Regions from separate parts of the Homo sapiens genome. Here region 2 is linked to region 1. The links are chromatin loops, found by intact Hi-C in ENCODE. Cell type or tissue: PC-9. All regions are shown on one strand. Links, peaks and the distances in the headings refer to the core of each region. The heading gives the core; the rest is flanking DNA.

Region 1 (2,927 bases), core at 323-2,822:
GCCAACATGGTGAATGCCTGTCTCTACTAAAAGTACAAAAATTAGCCAAGCGTGGTGGCGGTTGGCTGCAATCCCAGCTACTCGGAAGGCTGAGGCATGAGAATCACTTGAACCTGGGAGGTGGAGGTTGCAGTGAGCCAAGATCACGCCACTGCACTCCATCCTGGGCCAAGAGCGAGACTCTGTCTCAAAAACAAAACAAAACAAAACAAAACAAAAAACAAAGTGCTGGTCCTTCTTTTACCTGGTCTAACTCCACTTTCCAAAGGTAACACTGTAACCCTGGTTCACACACATGGTTTTTTAAAACACAGAAATGAGATTTTATATATACACACACACATATACATATATATGCCATTTGATGTTTTCCTTAGCAATCTGTGATGGGCATTTTTATCCATATAAAGCTGCCTGGCTGTTTTTCACAGCTACATAATACTCCATTGCAAAAATGTATCATAATTCATCACTTCCCCATCTTTTTGACACTAGGTACCAGTTTTGTGGAAGACAATTTTTACACAGGACAGGGGGCGGGGGTTCAGGATGATTCAAACACATTACATTTATTGTGCACTTTATTTCTATCATTATTTCATACTCACCATAACGTAGAATCAGTGGGAGTCCTGAGCTTGTTTTCCTGCAACTAGACGGTACCATCTGGAGGTGATGGGAGACAGTGACAGATCATTAGGCATTATTAGATTCTCATAAGGAGCGTGCAACCTAGATCCCTTGCGTGTGCAGTTCACAATAGGGTTCACGCTCCTATGAGAATCTAATGCCTGCCGCTGATCTGAGCTCAGGCGGTAATGCTGGCCTGCCGCAGGTCACTTCCTACTCTATGGACAGTTCCTAACAGGCCACGGACCAGTACTGGTCCATGGCCTGGGGGTTGGGGACCCCTGTCATAATTTATGACCCCCTCCGATTTATGTTGTTTCCAATTTGTCTTTATTTATTTATTTATTTATTTATTTGAGGCAGGGTCTCACTTTGTCACCCAGGCTGGAGTGCAGTGGCTTGATCATGGCTCACTGCAGCCTCAACCACCTGGGCTCAGGTGATCCTCCCACCTCAGCCTCCCCAGTAGCTGGAACCACAGGTGTGCACCACCATGTCTGGCTAATTTCTGTATTTTTTGTGGAGATGGGGTTTTGCCATGTTGCCCAGGCTGGTCTAAAACTGGGCTCAACTGACCCACCTGCCTCAGCCTCCCAAAGTGCTGGAATTACAGACGTGAGCCACCGCACCCAGCCAATTTGTCATTCTTCTATACCATGCTGTAATTAACTTCTTTGTATGTGTGTATTTGTGGACACTTGAGTATTTCTGTGGAACTGATTTTAGAAGTCAAAGAGTAAACACCTGCGAGAGAGCTCAGAGAACCCAGACTTTGGTGTTTTCACTTTAAGTAACTGTTCTGATTTTCATCATTCTTTTGTCACCAACTATGCCTCTATGCAGACAATCGCACACAAATCCAAGACAGATACAGTATAGATCGTGCAGTTAGGAATGGCACTAGAATAGAACCCATTGTGTGGGTTGGGGAGGGGTTATCTGGCATGCTCTGCAGGGTGACTCAGCCCTCACATCCATTGCCTCTAACCCTGCCAAAATCTGCATTCCTGCTGACAAGCCGCATCTGTGTGTACAATGAAACTTTTGACCCCACCAGCCTAGGGTTGCTTTAAATATACCAGCGAGGTCATGTCACAGTTAGTGTGCATTCATAAATGACTTTGTAATGAATAAAAACAAGAGAAGCTCAAACTTCCACTCTGCAAATATGTCAGACTCAGTCTCCATTTGGAACCAGGGAACATCAATCTCTCACCAGCCAGGCAAGGTTCTGCCCAGCGGGCTGCTCACCACTCTAGCATCTCTCAGCTCCCACAGTCCCAGCCCATGCATCTGAATTCCACCTCCTGGGAAAATGCTGGAACAAATCCCAACTTTCAGAGTTGTCTTTAGCTTCGAGAAAATATTTTCAGGGATCTAGTTGTATTTACTGAACATTCATGGACCAATTCCTAATGTGTCTAATTTTTTAGACCAACTATAATTCACCTGTTACATTTGGGCTTTTGGCTGTGCTATAATTTTCCTAAATTGAAATATTTCTTATGCTCAAAGATCTCCCTGGTGTTCAAAAGCAAAATTGGTTTCCTATAAAAACTTGTCGTCACTGTCATTAATTAACAGAAAGCAGAATGCCTCTGTGTGTTTACCTTCACAAAGTGTATCCATGCAATGCATTTCTTTCCCAGAGGCATAGTTTATTCCTATATACCAGAAATTAAGAGTGCATTAAAAAAATGCATGTCTTTCACCAGCAGGGAAGTTTTGAGAAGGAGACTACTGTATTTCATGAAAGGACACCAGACACAGGGGTGTGAAAATTAAATAGAGCCTCTCTCTATGAGAAAGTAAATTATGTTATATTGTTCACTTTATCTGAGACTACTTTTCTGTGGTTTGATCCAATTTGCCAAAGAATATATGGGCTGATCATTCAACCAGTTATTAGCTATTCATTGGCCAGCTTTGTGGTTGTTTGACTTGGTAGTAATTCAAGGTAGAACATGTGTATGTTTGTGTGTGTGTGTGTGTGTGTGTGTGTGTGAGATTTTATCACTAGTTGTAAATTCAAGGATTCATAGAAAGAGTTTAAAGTTAGAATTCTTTTAAAATGTGATATAAATATATATATGTGTGTGTGCGTATATATATATATATTCCATTGTGTGTGTATACATACATAAAGGAATATTATTCAACCATAAAAAGAAGTAAATTTGCAACAACATGAATGGACCTGGGAAACATTATGCTAAGTGAAATAAGCCAGATGCAGAAAGACAAATACTGCAAGCGCCCACCTGCATGTGGAATCTAAAATAAAACTCACAGAACCA
Region 2 (2,927 bases), core at 123-2,622, 71 kb after region 1:
CCCTGCCCATACCAAAATCCATGGATGCTCAAGTTCCTTTTATAAAATACAGCAGTGTCAGAGGTGTTTGAACCAGAGCTACTCCATCTTGAATAGGGGCTGGGTAAAATAAGGCTGAGACCTACTGGGCTGCATGCCCAGTAGGTTAGACATTCTAAGGCACAGGATGAGATAGGATGTCGGCACAAGACACACGTCACAAACACCTTACTGCTAAAACAGGAAAATAGATTGCGGTAAAGAAGCTGGCCAAAACCCACCAAAACCAAGATGGTGATGAAAGTGACTTCTGGTTGTCCTCACTGTTCATTATATGCTAATTATAATACATTAGCATGCTAAAAGACACTTCCACCAGCTCCATGACAATTTACAGATGCCCTGGCAATGTCCAGAAGTTACCCTATATGATCTAAAAAGGGCAGGAACCCTCAGTTCTGGGAACTGCCCACCCCTTTCCCGGAAAACTCATGAATAATCCATCCATTGTTTAGCATATAATCAAGAAATAACTATAAGTATAATAAGCGAGCAGCCCAAGCCACTGTTCTGTCTTTGGAGTAGCCATTCTTTTATTCCTTTACTTTCTTAATAAACTTGTTTTCACTTTACTCTATGGATTCGCCCTGAATTCTTTTTTGCACGAGGTCCAAGAACCCTCTCTTGGCGTCTGAATCAGGACCCCTTCCCGATAACAGTAGTATTTGCATATAACCTACACACCTCTTCTCGTATACTTTGAATCATCTCTAGATTCCTTATAATAGCTAATACAATGTAAATGCTATGTAAATAATTGCTATCCTGTATTGTTTAGGGAATAAGGACAAGGAAAAAGTCTGTACATGTTCAGTACAGATGCAACCAACCATTTTTTCCCCAAATATTTTGGACCAACAGTTGATTGAATCCACGGATGTGGAATCCCATGGTTGTGGAACCCACAGATGTGGAGGGTTGACTATACCTGTATCTAGGTATAATGTTTAGGTCCTTCTGCTTTGCTTTTTAATTTTTTGTCTCACACAGAATTTTATGTTTCTTTAGGACTGTGACCCACATTACATATGTCTCTCCCTTTCTCAATACACAGGCAAACACAGCACACATGAGGCTTTGCACATAGTAAACACACAGTAAATATTAATTGACATATAATAACAGCCATAATTCAGTCATTCAATAAGCATCTATTAAGTATTTCTATGTGACAGGATTGTGCCAGACCCTGAAATTGGAAGTGGATAACAAGAATAAATAGGACACAGTTTAATGAAGGAGACAGCCATGCCAATAACATTACAATACATTGTGATAAATGCTCTGATAAAAATATGCAAAGTAGTGTGGGAGCACAGGGGAGGGAGAAACTAACTTTGCCGGGGGAGTTCAGACAGGCTGCACAGAAAAGGCAAGCTCCAACCTTCAATTTAAAGGATGACAAGACTCACCAGGTAGCACGGGTGTGGTGGGTGTGGAAGGCCTTAAAACAAAAGGGAGTCATTTCCAAAAAGCCACAGAGATGTAAAAAGAATGATGAGGGGCAGGGCTACAATCGGAGCATTGGCATGCAGTGGTGAGTACAGGGAGATAAGGCTGGAGAGAGAGGGAGCCAGACTGCAAAATGTTTTAAATGCCAGGCTGAGGAGCTTCACCTTGACCCAGCAGGCAGGAGATCCATCTCAGGTTTTGCAACAGGAGAGAAAGTAGGTCAGACCTGGATTTGAGAATGATCATACTGGTGGCTGGCAGCTCAATTGGCCACAGCATTCGGCCCTTGTTTCTATATTCTGCCCCTGGCACTGGTGTTTCACTGCTCTCTGGAGAATTTCAAGCAAAGAATGATGAGTTCCCAGGAACAGTTAATTCCCTTTACCGCTTCAGACCAAAGCAACCACATTCTCAGAATATAAATTTACTTTTGCATACTTTCACGTAGGCAATCACAGTAAAAATAAATGCTGTTAATTAGTGTTGGTCTTAAAGACTAACAGCATTTAATTTCTCCCTTCATGAAATAGTATTGTTTTTATAAGGAGTCAGAGAGGAAGAGAATGGGGGCAAGCAAAATATATGAATAAAGCAATCACGGTAGTTTAATTAAGTGAAAGTCTGCCAGCTGCTGGGAATAAGACCCCACAGCCTTATTTTGTTTGTATTTCAAATTATTCTTTCTAAAAAAAGAGAAGAATCGTGTCTAGTAGTAATCCTTCTACACCCTTTACACACACACACAAACTTTTAGGCAATCCAGATCTAAATGGAATTGTTTTTCAGGCCAACAGTGAGAAGCAGTGGGATCAGCTGGTAGTGACCCTCTGAACCTTGCTAACAGCACCTAAAGTACTTTACAGATCTTGCAGGGAGTGTGGAGAATGTCCTCAAGTTACCCAAAATGGAAAGAGAGGTGTAGGGGATGGAGAATGCTCTAACGCTCAATCTGGTTCTACCACCCTTTAGCTAGTCCTATAGAACAGGGAGGGGCCCTTCTATAAACTAAGAACACTAATTTCTCAGATACCATGCTCTGTTTTTCAGGACCATGATCTTTAGCAGACCAGGATGCAAAAATCTCATTCCAAATAGCTGCTGTTTCCTTTTTCCAGTGCTTTGAGGGGGAAACAATTAGCCTGTTCATTTCAACTGTTGACTTATCTCTAGCCAGTGGGCGCAGCAGTTCAAGTTTGGATTTGGAAGTCAGACCTCCTAGGTTCTGATCTTTGATCCATAAGCTTCTCTGTGATTTGGGGCAAATTATGTAACCTTTCTTGGCCTGAGTCCCCCATCTGTAGATGAAAGTAAAGGAAGCATCTACATCAAAAGTTGTGAAGATGAAATTAAACAATGGATATGTCTGGTATAGAATGAGGACTTTGTAAATATTAGCATCATCAGCAAATGTCAACATATCTAATGACCTACTCACA

Evidence for each region. Peaks named below come from ENCODE experiments on the same cell type or tissue, not always from the same donor. Only the 100,000 strongest peaks of a DNase experiment are listed, where the experiment ranks them.
Region 2: it touches region 1 in a loop (7-fold over the local background); 1 of 110 quality-filtered maps calls a loop at or near these places.

Annotation. Positions count from the first base shown.
Region 1 is chr2:39,641,211-39,644,137 of GRCh38, reverse strand. No RefSeq gene overlaps it. Among named protein-coding and RNA genes, the nearest start is that of TMEM178A, 23 kb to the left of the region's middle. In PC-9, for the core only: no CTCF peak of the experiment used is centred there; a DNase peak (open chromatin) is centred at 1,597.
Region 2 is chr2:39,570,156-39,573,082 of GRCh38, reverse strand. All of the region lies in intron 5 of MAP4K3-DT (MAP4K3 divergent transcript), which reads right to left. Among named protein-coding and RNA genes, the nearest start is that of TMEM178A, 94 kb to the left of the region's middle. In PC-9, for the core only: no CTCF peak of the experiment used is centred there; a DNase peak (open chromatin) is centred at 1,572.